Linked DNA regions of Homo sapiens: region 1 is linked to region 2. Evidence: read pairs that join two places in POLR2A ChIA-PET (ENCODE). Cell type or tissue: OCI-LY7. All regions are shown on one strand. Links, peaks and the distances in the headings refer to the core of each region. The heading gives the core; the rest is flanking DNA.

Region 1 (11,024 bases), core at 2,855-7,854, 470 kb before region 2:
GGAAAAGTTTATTTGTCATTGAATATAAGCAATTAGCATACACAGATGGCCTCTTCAATCTCCAGATGAATTTAGGATGAATTATGTATGACATGGTGCTGGAAATTCTTCTACTTGTGGACTAATTTTGGTGACCATCCTTCTGTCTTTGCAGTCTCTTAAGCAGATTGACTATGATGCATGTCACATTCAAGTTCAATTGTGTAATAAAATGTTTTCTTTCTATCTTATTATTGTGGAGTTTCTCTGAGGCTGGAGAAAATTTTTCTTTTAATTATTGTTTCCAAGCATGGTCTAGAATTAGCAGACATGATATAAACACATAAGGTGAAAACCAGAATTTACTCTAGAGGGGACTTTCCCTCTCAGACTTCCAGTCAACTCACACCTGTGCTACAAAGTGCACACTGTCCCCTAAATATGCAGGCAGAATTGTGTCTCTGCCTATATGGTATCTATAATCCTCTACAGTCACTTCTAGAGAGGTTAGGTCCAGATTTCTACAAACTCCACGGGGCACCAATCAATCATTGTATCTTCATACCTGAAACTGATTCAGACACCACGGGGCCCAAAAACCCAATCAGAGTAACATGTGTGCATTGAGTAGACATGTAGACAGAATCTCCACTTTCCCCTTCCTCCTCTTGCTGAAATGCTCACAAATCTGCAGTTAACACCCGCTGCTACTCCAGCCGTTCAGGTTCTAAATCTGCAGCTCCAAATTTTGAATCCAGGTCTTGAGATTTGGGAAATAAAAAACTTTTATCTGGAAAATGCAAGTCCTTTGGTTATCAAACTCAGAGAGACATTAAAATGCAAGTGTAGTTACGCCTGTCTTCCCCATTTGAAATATGTATTCATCTCTTGAAACTGTACACTATTGCCCCAAGTAGCTATAAACTAATAATGCCACATTGGACACTATATCCCGTACCCTAAACCATAACCATATATATACAATATATATCTCATCAATAATCAGTTATTTCTGTAAATAAATAAAAATTTCTAACAATCAACTTTGTATCAGCCCACTCTCTGTCCCTCTCTTGTTGTCATTACAAATCCTCTTGTAACTGCTGCTAATCAAACTGTAGATTCCAGGCAACTTGAATCTTTGCTCCCAGGTTATAATTCTTAAGTTTGACCAAAATAAAGTGTCTACTTATATTCATGTTGTGTCAGCTTTTTCTCTTTTTTTCATGTAGATTTATCATTTAGAATGTGCTAGAGCAGACTCTATGAGGGGATCTCTCCTTTGATTGTGCTTCACTTTCTGTAACACCAAAGGATGCAAATCCAGGTGGATCCTGCCTAGAATCTGCCAATAAGGTCTGGCCTCTGCCTTGGATTTACAAAACAGGGCCGGACTTTTGATTGAGAATGTACAGAAACAAACAAAAGATATTTTCTGCGTTGTGAAATGTAAACATAGACATAGCCTCCATTTGGGAGTGTGGCTCTTTGAGATTTTTCACATCTTGTTCATTGACCTGCTACAGTTATGTGAGAGGCTCCAGAAGGAAATAGAATCTGAGGGCAGAATCTGTCAGTGTAAATAAGCATCTTAGGAGTAAGAGATCAAGGCCCCAAAGTATCCAGAGCCATGACCACAACTACATTTACCTGTAAAATGTGATACTGGAGTAGAGTATTTTTGTTCTTTCTTTCAAGAGCTAGAAAATCAGAACAGGTGATCCAGGTTCAGGAGCTCCACTAGGGCACTTCCATTTTCTATGTAGAATCAGCCTAAGTCTCCAGCCTGGCTTATTATTGGGCCATCAGCCCCAGATCACTGGGAATCTCTCACAATCACCTAGGTGTCTTTGAGGCATTTGAGGATGTCCAGATGGAGTCTCACTCTGTGTCCCAGGCTGGAGTTCAGTGGCATGATCTCAGCTCACTGCAACCTCTGCTGTCCAGGTTCAAGTGATTCTCCTGACACAGCCTCCCGAGTAGCTGGGATTACTGGCACATGCCACTGCACCTGGCAAATTTTTGTACTTTTAGTAGAGACGAGGTTTCACCATCTCATCAGGCTGGTCCTGTACTCCTGACCTCGTGATCCACCTGCCTCAGCCTCCCAAAGTGCTGGGATTATGGGCGTGAGCCACCACATCCGGCTGTATAATTTCTATTTCTTTCACTTGTTAAGTGTACGATATTTATTTTCCAATAAAATTACCCTAGAAAACCTTAAGGGGTTTGTTTAAATTGCATATTAGTATATAGTATAAAGTTGACAGGGCAGTGGCTAGAAAATATTTAAATTACAGAAACTGTTGGATTTAAGTTTCTTTTAGGACATTTAGAAGAAACAAATCTGGTAGTACCCCAGTGACATAGAGAACAGAATTCTACATAGGGTCCTCACACTGCCCCAGACTTGTTTACATATATTCTTTTTGAAGGCCTTATTTAGGTCTGACCATACCCTGGAGTCTTGCTCTCAGAACTGATTAGTAGAGATCAAGAGTTTTGGCTGGTGAATCCTGCTGCCTTTCTAGAGCTGGTGCTCACAATTTCCTGAAACCCAAAAGCAGATGAATGGGAAAAATAAAGTATGTATTATAGAGTCTTAGCTTTTAAGTTTTCTATTAAAACCAGTGCTTGCAGAGACATTCTATTTAGCAACTTGTTTTCTATTCCTGCAGATCCAGTAATTGCTCCCCAAGTAACAAAAAAGTAAACATAAACAGAATAAAATTTTCTCTAAACTGCATTAAACTCATCCTTTCTATATCTTTTCTATCTGTCTATATTTAGCTTTTATTTCTTACAACTTTTTAAAAAATTTGATGACAGAGAAACAGAAGAATAAAAATGCTGGGCCCTTTATCTAAATCCTGAAAATTCCTAAACCCTTAGTACTAGCTCCCAGGGTATTATGAGAATTAAATCACATAATGTGTTATGCCCAGCACAGTGCTCTGTATCATACTCTTGAGCACATAGTACTTGCTTAATAAACATTGCAGTAGTACATGTGTACATGTTGTTTTTTAAACCCAGACTTATTCAAACATTGCTGCCTTCTGTTTCCTCTATAAACTTAAAGAGCCAGCAAAGAATATAAAACTTTAGGATGGAGATGGGTTGTCCTTATTTGCACGACAAGTATTTGGTTGTGAGAAGGGTGTTAAGTGTAAGGGACCCTGTGCTCTGCCTGCTTTCTCTAATGCTAATAATGAGCCAAGGGGGAGCAACATCAGCATTGACAGGAGACTTGTTTAAAACACTCTTTCATAAACCCTTTTCAAACCTGCAGAATCACCTTACATAATGTGGGACCAAAATTACCAAGTGATTTATACTTGTGCCCTCCCCACAGCTTCTGTTTATTGTTCTGGGTGGAAGGATCCATGTTGTTTTAATGAAGGGCCTCATGTGACTCTAAGGTGAGGCCAGAATCAAGTATGAAGGCTTCAAAATACATTTTCGAGAGTTAAGTTCCACCTTTGCACTAAAGGGTGGTCACAGGGCCTGTTCTGTTTGGGTTTGGTAGGGACAGGTCAGTGTGGTGCATATTTCCATTACTGTAGCAGAAATTGCTGGAGTCTCTGGCAGGGGAGGGCACCTGAGGACAGGAAAGGAGAAGCTTATATTTTTGTCTTCATGGAGCAGCTCATTATTCCTGAATCTATTCTGTTTAAAAGACAGCAGTAAGTGAATTTTTCTTTTTCTGCCAGTTGATGTCATACTAGCAGGTAAATGTGGTACTGACACCTTTAAAGGCATATTCTCCATATGCAGGTGTAACTTGTCCAGAGAATCTCATCTGAGAAGGAATTCCAGAGGAGGAGGAGAAAGAAAAAAATGGCTTTTCTTCAGGTAAACATGTGTCAGATGAAGAGCTGTGTCCACTCTGCCTCCTGGACTGCCATGCGTTTAGTACTCACAAACCTTTACTTCTCTACTTGTGTTTTTCCTCCCTAAGGAGTTTGGTTTAACTACTTCTTAAAATTCTTATGATAGTCAAGGGTCTCTGGAAAACGTTTCTGTCCTATGTCCCACAGACTTCTCTACATTCTGTACGTCATAGCTTCTTATATGCCATGCAGAATGCTCCGCAAGAATTTATGACCTGCAATATTAAAAATGTTCCCTTTGTGGCTGTTGAACATGGAAAGATGTGGATACTCAAGGTTTCTATTGGGGAAAACTGTGGCCCTTAGTAAAGATGGAGAACATGTAATGTTGAGGCTCCAGCTGTGTGTTCCATTAGCTCTATGCAGAAGAGGATTAAGAAAATGCTGATTTAAATGGAATGGCATTTATTACCCAGAAAGTTCTGAAAAAAATTATTAGGAGATACTTGCTCTCTAGGGTGCTAAATGAAGCCTAATTAAAATTCCTACTAAAAATTACAGAACATAGGAGTTACCTGTATTTTGAAGTTTGCATAAACTGTTGTTTATGGTTAAATTCAGACTAGTTTACTGTTTTGGGGAGGAATATTTCAACAGTGATGCTGTGTTCTTCTGTGTGCAGTAGCACATCATAAAAATTTGTCCTAGTGCAGTTAATGGTTAATGATTCACTTGGTGAAATAGCTGATTGATTTTTTTCACTGTAGAGATAACTATTTTTCTCTTCATAATTATCTTTATGCAGCTGCTCTACACAAGTGATCACATTTAATCTGGCAGTTCTCCTTTTATTTTTTCTACATATTTTTCTTTAGAAAATGAAGGCTCTTATCTTTGTTTACAGGCTAGAAAAACTGGGAAAACACAGGCTCTACCACTTACTGGATCTTTGACAAAATATCCTTATTAGGCCAAAAACGTTAGCATTACTGGTAAGCTTGTTAGAAATTCAAAAAATCAGCGGGGAGCCCTGGCTCATGCCTGTAATCACAGCATTTTGGGAGGCCAAGGCAGGCAGATCACCTGAGGTTGGGAGTTTGAGACCAGCCTGACCAACATGGAGAATACCCTGTCTCTACTAAAAATACAAAAATAGCTGGGCGTGGAGGCACATGCCTGTAATCTCAACTACTCAGGAGGCTGAGGCAGGAGAATTGCTTGAACCCAGGAGGGGGACACTGCCGTGAGCCAAGATGATGCCACTGCACAGAAGCCTGGGCAACAAGCATGAAACTCCGTCTCAAATAAAAAAGAAAAGGAAATAAATACGTAAATCAGACTTACTCCAGATCTTCTTGGAAAAAAAAAAAAACCTGCATAAGGTCTTCAGCTTATTGTACATAATAAATTTGAGAAATGCCTAAGTGAATGTCTTTTCCATCTGAAAAATATTCACAACTCATTCCGTATGATGTAAATATAGCACTCAAAAATGTACATGTTCGTGTTCATGCCCTTAATTTTATACTTTATTATCTAGAAAAATAAAATATATGAACTGTTGTTCTGGATCTTATGGTGCTTTTTTTTTTTTATCATAGTTAGAGAATAATATTTCTGTTTTGAAAATTATTTTATTGGATAATTTTAGTCAGTGCTATAAGTCAGAACCACTTCTCTTTACTCTCTCATTTCACCTTAAGTCAAATTAAAAATTCCACACCTGGCCACTTGGTAAAAATGTGTGTGTTCTTCAGGGACCATTGCAATTTAGAGATGTGGCCATAGAATTATCTCTGGAGGAGTGGCATTGCCTGGACACTGTACAGCGGAAGTTGTATACGAATGTGATGTTAGAGAACTATGGAAATATGGTCTTTCTTGTTGAGGATAACTTTAAGACATAATTCATAATATACCCTAAAGGTTTTATTTCTCTTTTATGTAGAACTTTTTAGTAATCTATTCTTTGCATAAAAGAGTTTCAGATCCCCTTTTTTCAGAAAATCTTCAAAATTTGCTCATGCAGAAAAGTCTCTTCAAGATGTTTCATCTTAATCCAAACTTTCCACATTCCTGATTTGAGCTGTATAATTCACTCTAAATTAGTGGTAATTCCAAAAATTTAGTGACAAAGTATTCTTGCCCCCACCTGAAAATCTAATTGCCACCAATTTTTGATTCAGTAGTATTAGATAGTAAAATTAAGAAACCTACAAATTGAAAGCATTTTCTAAATATTTAGAAATTTGTTATAGATTAGTATTTTGTAATTAATTTACTAGAATATTTTATCACATCCTCTCTACTGAACACATTACTAGCTTGTAATTGGAGAATATGAGCACGATTCATGTTATTTATTCTTAATACAACAGTATTGTTGTCTCTAAGCCAGACCTGATCACTCATCTGGAGCAGGGAAAAAAACCTTTGGCTCTGAAGAGACATGAGATGATTGCCAACCCCCCAGGTAGGTATGAGTGAAAATGAATACAACGGAAAACACAGGTAAGAAGTCTCAAAGTCAAAGAGAAAACCAGTTCTTAAAATCTAATTTGGAAGTTGTATTCCAAAGGAAATATTTCCTGAGCAGCTGTTTTTTTTGTTTCTAAATTTTGCTCTCACAAAGGGGCATCTTCTGTCTTATGCTTTTAAATTCTCTAAGGATTCTACTTTTCTTTCAGTGAACTTCCTTCAAGTTCACAGTGAGAGCCAAAGTCCTCTTCATGGTATATAAGAGACTGCACAATCTGGCTGCTTTTCTATTGTTTTGGGGACACACAAATATCTGCATGATTTTGATAAACTATTAAGTTTTTTTCATCATGTCTGAAATATGTGTTAGTTTCTGTTGCATTTTTGCTCATTTTTTTGCACAATCCATTTGGTTTTTATTAGAATACAGTCTTGAAATACAGCTTGACATTATAAGTATGATATCCTTCTGCTTTTTTTTTCCTCAAGATTGCTTTGGCTATTCAAATTTTTAGTTTCACATAAATTTTAAAATAGTATTTTCCATTATTGTGAAAGAAATACCACTGCAAGTTTTGATAGGAAGTTTATTGAATCTGTAGATAACTTTGGATAATACGGCACTTTAATGATATTTACTTTCAACCCAGAGATAAAATGTTTTATATTTATTTGGATTTTCTCTAATTTTTTATTGATATTTTTATTGTAAAGATTTCTTACCTTTTTGGTTATTTTCTCAGAGATTTATGTATTTATTTTTTGAGAAAGTGTCTTGCTCTTTCTCCAGGCTGGAGTGCAGTGGCATGATCTCAGTTCACTGAAACCTCCACCTCCCTGGGTTCTAGCGATTCTCCTGCCTCAGTCCTAATTAGCTGAAACTACAGACATGCACCACCATGCCCAGCTAATTTTTTATATTTTAGTTGAGATGGGGTTTCACCACGGCCAAGATGGTCTCGATCACCTGACCTTGTGATCCGCCCACCTTGACATTACAGGCATGAGCCACCAGGCCTGGCCAGACATTTATTATTTAATGCTATAGTAAATACGATTTTCTTTTTTTTTTCTTTTTCAGATGGAGTCTGGCACTGTTGCCCAGGCTGGAGTGCAATGGCACGATCTCTGCTCACCACAACCTCCACCTCCCAAATTCAAGCAATTCTCCTCCCTCAGCCTCCAAACTAGCTTGGACTGCAGGTGCTAGCCACCATTCCCAGCTAATTTTTGTATTTTTAGTAGAGATGGGATTTCAACATGTTGGCCAGGCTGATCTGTAACTCCTGACCTCAGATCATTCACCCGCCTTGGCCTCCCAAAGTGCTGGGATTACAGGCGTGAGCCAAAGTGCCCAGTGTGTTCCTCTGTTTAATTAGATAGTTTAAGTGTATAAAACCATACATATACATGTATGTTGATTTTATATTTTGTTAATTTACTGAGTGTATTTATTAGTTTAGACGGGTTTTAATGTACTGTTTAAGGTTTTTCAAATATAAGATTGTATGATCTACAAACAGCAACATTTTTCTTCAATTTCAATGGCTATTTTTATTTCTTTGACTAATTCTTCTGCCACACACTTCCAGTGCTACATTAAAATAGAACCAGACAATGGGCATAATATAGTTTTGTACTGGTGTCTGAATTTGATGGAGCAAACACCTTTTCAAGTTTTCATAAACTGATGTTAGAAGGTAAAGATCTTTCGTTGGGCCCTTAGGGTGATGAGATGCCCTCTGAATTTGTAGTGATGAGGGGTTTTAGCCTGGTCACAAGGTTGCTGGGTCTGCACTATAGTCCACCTTTAGCTGGCTTGTTAGAGGGGGTTGGGGAGTTGAAATCTTCATTTTAGTTTTGGACAGACTAAATATCCTTCAGGACTTCACTCTGTACGGCAGACACTAGGGCATGTTTTGGCAGTCAGGTCTGCATATGGTGGGCCTTGTATCAGGATGTGGATGAGTGTGGCTTTCAGTGAGTACCAGAGAGCATTTCCTCAGGTTAACTGTGTGGGTTTCTATATAGGCAGAACTGACCTTAAGCTGTGGCTCAGGTAACTGAAACTGAGTCATTGAACCACTTCAGGTACCGTAGTAAAGGCCAAGGTCTGCAGGCCTGCCTACATGGCTGTAAATGGGCCACTTCCTCCAGGTCTCCGAAATGGCAGGACCTCTGCCAGACTGTGCCTGGGAGGAGTTTGGGATGGTTACAGAGTAAGTTCAGAACTCTCAGTGTATAGTAAGGTGTGAGGACCACTTGAAGGCTTTGCCACATTCTTCACACTTCTAGGGTTTCTCCCCAGTATGAATTATCTCATGTCTACTAAGGCTTGAGGGTGAAATAAAGGCTTTGCCACATTTATCACACTCGTATGGTTTCTCTCCAGAATGGATTTTCTTATGTGAAGAAAGGGTTGCAGAATGGTTAAAAGCTTTGCCACATTCTCTACATCTATAAGGTTTCTCTCCAGTATGAAGTATCTTATGTGTAGTAAGGTGTGTGGATAGGTGAAAAGCTTTGCCACATTCTTCACATTTGTAGGGTTTCTCTCTAGTATGAATTTTCTTATGTTTAATAAGGGTTGAGGACTGGTTAAAAGCTTTGCCACATTCTTCACATTTGTAGGGTTTCTCTCCAGTATGAATTTTCTTATGTTTAGTAAGGGAAGAGGACTGGTTAAAAGCTTTGCCACATTCTTCACATTTGTAGGGTTTCTCTCCAGTATGAATTTTCTTATGTTTAGTAAGGGATGAGGACTGGTTAAAAGCTTTGCCACATTCTTCACACTTGTAGGGTTTCTTTCCAGTATGAATGATCTCATGTTTACTAAGGGTTGAGGATGCAACAAAGGCTTTGCCACATTCTTCACATTTGTAGGGTTTCTCTCCAGTATGACTTCTCTTATGTGAACTAAGGGTAGAGGAGTACTTAAAGGCTTTGCCACATTCTTCACATTTGTAGGGCTTCTCTCCAGTATGAACTCTCTTATGTCTAGTTAGGACTGAGGACCAAATGAAGGCTTTGCCACATTCTTCACATTTGTAATGTTTCTTTCCCATATGAATGAACTCATGTCTACTAAGGGTTGAGGATGCAATAAAGGCTTTGCCACATTTATTACACTTGTATGGTTTCTCTCCAGTATGAATTCTCTTATGTGTAGTAAGGATACGGGAGTACTTAAAGGCTTTGCCACATTCTTCACAAACGTAGGGCTTCTCTCCAGTATGAATTTTCTTATGTTTAGTAAGTGTTGAGGATTGGTTAAAAGCTTTGCCACATTCTTCACATTTGTAGGGTTTCTCTCCAGTATGAATTTTCTTATGTTTAGTAAGTGTCGAGGATTGGTTAAAAGCTTTGCCACATTCTTCACACTTGTAGGGTTTCTTTCCAGTATGAATGATCTCATGTTTACTAAGGGTTGAGGATGCAATAAAGGCTTTGTCACATTTATCACACTTGTATGGTTTCTCTCCAGTATGAATTCTCTTATGTGTATTAAGGGCAGAGGAGTACTTAAAGGCTTTGCCACATTCTTCACAAATGTAGGGTTTCTCTCCAGTATGAATTTTCTTATGTGTTATAAGGGTTGAGAACTGGTTAAAAGCTTTGCCACATTCTATGCATTTGAAAGGTTTTTTTTCAGTATGTCTTATATTATGTCTATTTGAATTTGAAAATTTATGAAAGACTTTCCCATATTTATCACATTGAAATACTTTGCTCTGGGTAGTTGTACTACACTGGTTAAGTCCATTATAACCTCCTGTGTGCACCTTACACTCATCTACACTTTCACACCTTTTTATTAACTGTAAATTTCCATGTCCACGTTTTTCATATCTTCTCAGTATCACTTTTTGGAAAGAATCTTTTATGTTCTGCTCTGGCCAAAGATCTTGGGCAAAATGAGAACATATAACTGAAAGAAACAATAAAAACACATTACTTCAATTGCTAGACTCAGATAAATATACTTTACAAATCTAACCTATAAAATTATACAAACTACATAACTAAGATGACATAGTAAAATACCACAAGCTGTAATGTCTTCCTGAACATATAAATGTAACAAAAACATACAAACCAAAATGGCACAAATGTAACTGGTAAGGCAGGTAAATTTAACTCCATCTCAAAAACAAACAATTGAAAAACAATATTTTGAAGATGTCTTTACTGCTCAATTTAATCTACAGATTTAATGCAATGTCTTTCAAATGACTCACAGCATTTTCAAAGAAATAAAAACAACAAATTTAAAAGTATATGGAATCCAAACAGACAATAAAGTACCCAGCAATCTTCAAAAACAGGAACAATGTTACAGGCAATACCATTTCTGATTTCAAAACACATCAAAAAGCTACAGAATTAAAATAATTTGGTATGAGTATAAAGGTGAAAAAGTAGACTAATAAAACAGAATGCAGCAAATATATTACATTAACTTTCACATAATTATTGTAGCATTGTTACTGCAAGCCACTAGGTAAAAGTAATCGAAATTTGTGTCACCAAATCATTCAGTAGACACAAAAGTACAGGAATTATCACTCAGTTTTCAAAAAGCAGAAAATACTGTAACAACTATTAAGATAAATATTGATGACATTATGCAAAATAAAGTGACCCAGCCGCAAAAAGACAGAGATTGGATGAGATATATAAAGCAGTTATACTCTTAGAAACAGAAAACAGAGTGGTGTTTGAAAAGAACCACAA
Region 2 (5,000 bases), core at 1-5,000:
ATTTGTGCAATCATCACCACGATACAATTTTAAAATATTTCCATCTTCCCAAAACGTGCCCATGTGTTGTTAATCACTGCTCCCACCCACCCCCAGCCCTGTCCTAGTCAACCACTGGTCACTTTCCATCTCTCAAATAAATTTGCTTTTTGGGGGGACATGCCCTGTAAGTGAAACTATACAACAAGTAGTCCCTGCATCTGCTGTATCCTCCTTAGCGTGGCAAGTCTGAGATTCAGCCATGTTATGGCACACATGAGTAGTTTATAAAGCTGAACAGTAATCTGGTATATAGAGGTAGCAGGTTTGTTTTATCCATGGGACACTGGGTTGCTTCCACTTTTTTTTTTTTTTTTTTTGAGACAGTCTTGTTCTGTCACCAGGCTGGAGTACAGCGGCACGATCTCGGCTCACTGTAACCTCTGCCTCCCAGGTTCAAACAATTCTCCCTCCTCAGCCTCCCACGTAGCTGGGACTACAGGTGCACGCCACCACACCAGGCAAATTTCTGTATTTTTAGTGGAGACGGGGTTTCACCATGTTGGCCAGGCTGGTCTCAAACTCTTGACCTCAGGTGATCCGCCTGCCTCGGCCTCCCAATGTGCTGGGATTACAGGCGTGAGCCACTGTGCCTGGCCCTGCTTCTACTTTTCGACCAGTATGAATCATGCTGCTGCAGGTGTACCTGTCTGTGTGGACACATTTTCATTTCTCTTGGATAAATTGCTAAGTCATACGGTAAGTTTACAACTAACTCTGTAAGAAACTATCTGGGCTATTTTACATTCCTACCAGCAATGTATGAGGAATTCCAGTTTCTACACTTCCTCCTCAACACTTGTTACTTCCTTTTTTTTTTGTTTTTTACAGCTATACTGGAGCCTTGTTTTATGGTCCAATGTATGATCAACAGAGAACGTTCACCTACAATTGGGAGGATGTATTCTGCATTCACCAGGTATTCTACAGATGTCAGGCTAAGTGAGTTAATAATGTTCTTCAAGTCCTCCATACCTTGCCAATTTTGTCTAGATGTTCTACCAATTATTGAGAGTGGGATATTGAAATCTCTAACTATAACTGATTAATTTCCATCAATCCTATCAAGTTTATGTTTTCAGGTATTTGGGGGCTCTGCTGACTGTTATGTCTTCCTGAAATATCATATGAAATGTCGCAGCTGGGCACAGTGGCTCACGCCTGTAATCCCAGCAATTTGGGAGGGTGAGGCGGGCGGATCACGAGGTCAGGAGTTCAAGATCAGCCTGGCCAACATGGTGAAACCCTGCCTCTACTAAAAATACAAAAAATTAGCTGGGCGTGGTGGCGGGCACCTGTAGTCTCAGCTACTCAAGAGGCTGAGGCAGGAGAATCACTGAAACCCACGAGGTGGAGATCGTGCCACTGCACTCCAGCCTGGGTGACAGAGTGAGACTCTGTCTCAAAAAAAAAAAAACAAAAAAAAAAATAAAGTCGCAGTTTGGCTCTAGTAATTTTTTGGTCTTAAAGTGTCTTTTATCTCTTATTAATACAGTTACTCCAGCTCTCAAGCGGTTACTTATGGTACCTCTTTTTCCATCCTTTTGTATTATTCCTTGAATCTAAGGGGCGTCACTTATAAACAACATATAATTAAGCTGAATCTTGCTTCTTTTTTTTTTTTTCTGAGACAGACGGAGCTCTGTCACCCAGGCTGGAGTGCAGTGGCACCATCTCAGCTTACTGCAACCTCCGCTTCACGGATTCAAGTGATTCTCCTGCCTCAGCCTCCCAAGTAGCTGGGACTATAGGTGCGTGCCACCACGCCTGGCTAATTTTTGTATTTTTAGTAGAGACGGGGTTTCACCATATTGGCCAGGGGCTGCTATCAAACTCCTGACCTTGTGATCCGCCCACTTTGGCCTCCCAAAGTGCTGGCATTACAGGCGTGAGCCACTGCGCCCAGCCTGAATCTTGCTTCTTTACACTATCTGATAGTCCTTGCCTTTTGATTGAGGTATTTAGATCCTTCACAGTTACTGCATTATTGACATGGCTGGATTGACATTTGCCATTTTGTTTTCTACATGTCCTCTTGTTTGTTCCTTTATTTCTCAGTGAATAAAGAAACTGCCTTCTTTCGTGTTAAATATTTTTTAGTGTATAACTTTAATTCTGATGATCTTTTTTTCTTTTTTTTTGAGATGGAGTCTCGTTCTTTCATCCAGGTTGGAGTGCAGTGGCGCGATCTTGGCTCACTGCAAGCTCCGCCTCCCAGGTTCACACCATTTTCCTGCCTCAGCCTCCCAAGTAGCTGGGACTACAGGTGCCCACCACCATGCCAGGCTAATTTTTTTGTATTTTTAGTAGAGACGGGGTTTCACTGCGTTAGCCAGGATGGTCTTGGTCTCCTGACCTTGTGATCCACCTGCCTCAGCCTCCCAAAGTGCTGGAATTACAGGAGTCAGCCACTGTGCCCAGCCCTGATTTTTTTAAAAAACTATATTTTAAAGTTATTTTGTTCAGAGCTGCTCTAGGCATTACAGTAAGCATCTTAATCACAATCTATATAAGACTGATGCTAACTTGATTCCAGTAAGATACAGAAATTTTGCTCCAATATTGCTCCATTTAATTCCCCATCTTTTGTACTAATATGACATATATTTTATCTGTGGATATTATAAACCCAACAAATCATTCAAAGCCTTTGGTTGGCTTCCAGACTGCAGAACTAGTTAAGTCTTTCCAGTTAACCCATGCATTTACCATTTCCAGTGTTCTTTATTTCTTCTCATAGACTCAAGCTGCCAACGTGTCATTTATTTTCAGGCTGAAGAACTGGCAGGTCTACCAGCAATGGATTCCTTCAGTCTTGTTTACCTGACAATGTCTTTTTTGCTTTCATTTTTGAAGGACTGTTTTTACTGGTATAGAATTCTGGGTTGGCAGTTTTCTTCTTTGGATACTTTTAACATCATTCAACTCCTTTTTGTTTCCATTGTCTCGAGTCAGAAGTCAGCTGTTCATCTTATTAATGCTCCCCAGATGTGCTGAGTTGTTTTTCTTTTGCTACTTTCAAGATTTTCTTCTTTTCTTTGGCTTTCTACAGTTTGACTATGATGTATCTAGGTCAAGATCTCTTTGTACTTATGCTATTTAGGGTTTGTTGGGATTCCTGGATGAGTTTCTCCTCAAGTATGTTTTTGCCCATTATTTCTTCAAATAGTTTTTCTATCTTGCCCCAACCTTGGGCTAAAACAGAGCCGCTGTGTCTCCCCACTTGCCCATCTCCAAGACTGTCACTCTCATCTACAAGACCACAGGCAGGGTTGCTACCACTCTAAAATGAACAGTCCTCCTTTTCACCCACACAGCGAAGCTGTTGGTCCTCAAAGCTGACAGTGGCTGGACAGAACCTCTTTACCAAACAGATGGGAGAGGGCATAGGAATAGCTCCAGGCCAAATGCCATACAGTCTCACTGTTCTCACCTGAAATTCAGCAGTTACAGGCATAAATACTTCTCAGATTGTTGTATGCCCCTGCTCAATTTTTCCAGAATGCTGAGATTGTTTCATTTTGCTTTTGTCAATTCTGCCAATCTCCTCATTCAACACAACCAGAAGTTGCCCTCCACCCTCAATTTATGTAGAATATAAAACACTCACACAAGTTGGGAGACTGAGAGAGAAAAACTGCTGAGTTAAAGAGCGACAGGGAGCGGAGTAAAAGATGGAGGCAGAAAGCTGATTCTACTACTGTATCTGCCTCTGCATGCTCCAAATCATCCAACATAGCAATATGTACACTATACACACACATGCAAACATATATATTTCTTGATGATTCCAATTCACCAGCCACTAAAGAAAAAGGAAATTCTCTCTCCTAGAAGCCATCAGAAACTGCCTCTAGCTTTCAATATGCCCAGATTCGGTCATAAGATGGTAATAAGTTAGCATGAAAGAAAAAAAGGTAGTTTTGAAAAATACCCAAATAGAAACTCTATAAACAAAATACTATACAGCAATGAAAATGGATTAACTACTGGTATGCACAACAATATGGGTAAATCTCACAATGCTGAGTGAAAGCAGGAAGATAAAAGGTACATAGTATATAATCCCACTTATTTAAAGTACCAAAGCAGGAAAAACTAATCCATATTGTCAAGAAAGTGATTACCCTTGGAAGACAGTGGCAGCAAGCAAGCATGAGGGGGCTTCAGAGGTGCTAGCAATATTTTTTTGTTTTTTGAGACAGAGTCTCACTCTTTCCCCAGGCTGAAGTACAGTGGCGCGATCTCGGCTCATTGCAAGCTCCGCCTCCCAGGTTCACACCATTCTCCTGCCTCAGCCTCCCAAGTCACTGGGACTACAGGCACCCGCCACCACACCCAGCTAATTTTTTTGTATTTTTAGTAGAGATGGGGTTTCACCGTGTTAGCCAGGATGGTCTCAATCTCCTGACCTTGTGATCCACCCGCCTCGGCCCCCTAAAGTGCTGGGATTACAGGCGTGAGTCACCGCGCCCAGCTGAACTCTGAGTTTCTTTAACACTTAACTTCTCCCTCACAATCCACTGACCTACCCTGCAGGGGAACATGGTGATTACAGGAGAAAATGCATGTCAGCAACCCAGGAATGCACAAGGGACCCCATGCACATGGACTGCAGATTCCCATGAACATGGACTCCTCCTCTTCCTGCCCTGACTCCACACCAGCCCCTCACTGCTCACCCCTGCTGAGCTGTCATGGACTGGTCTCTGGCTGAAAACATAGAGAAAGGAAAAGGAGACTTGGACCTATAGTTTTATTTCTGGAACTTTAGAAGAGGACCTTGGTTTTAGAATGGGGACTGCAGACAGCAGAGTCAGACAGAAAAGCCCTCTTTGGACAGCAGGACTACAAAGTATATTTCCTCAGACTAGGAGGCTTTGTCAACAGGAGCAGGCTTGGGTTTTCCCATTTATCTTCCCATTTTAAACGCTGTGAACACCAGATGATCTCTGAAGTCC

Evidence for each region. ChIA-PET counts read pairs that join two places held together with the same protein. Peaks named below come from ENCODE experiments on the same cell type or tissue, not always from the same donor. Only the 100,000 strongest peaks of a DNase experiment are listed, where the experiment ranks them.
Region 1: POLR2A ChIA-PET joins it to region 2 with 6 read pairs; 1 of 35 experiments calls an interaction of 5 or more read pairs at or near these places.

Annotation. Positions count from the first base shown.
Region 1 is chr19:19,932,376-19,943,399 of GRCh38, reverse strand. It overlaps ZNF93 (zinc finger protein 93), which reads right to left. Exons shown (of 4, transcript NM_031218.4): 4 at 7,825-10,218. The coding sequence ends at 8,582. LOC124904665 (a long non-coding RNA gene) reads left to right here. Exons shown (of 3, transcript XR_007067170.1): 1 at 1-3,665; 2 at 3,738-3,834; 3 at 4,717-4,882. Among named protein-coding and RNA genes, the nearest start is that of ZNF93, 37 kb to the right of the region's middle. In OCI-LY7, for the core only: no CTCF peak of the experiment used is centred there; a DNase peak (open chromatin) is centred at 5,809.
Region 2 is chr19:19,466,612-19,471,611 of GRCh38, reverse strand. All of the region lies in intron 2 of GATAD2A (GATA zinc finger domain containing 2A), which reads right to left. Among named protein-coding and RNA genes, the nearest start is that of MIR640, 34 kb to the right of the region's middle. In OCI-LY7, for the core only: no CTCF peak of the experiment used is centred there; a DNase peak (open chromatin) is centred at 2,971.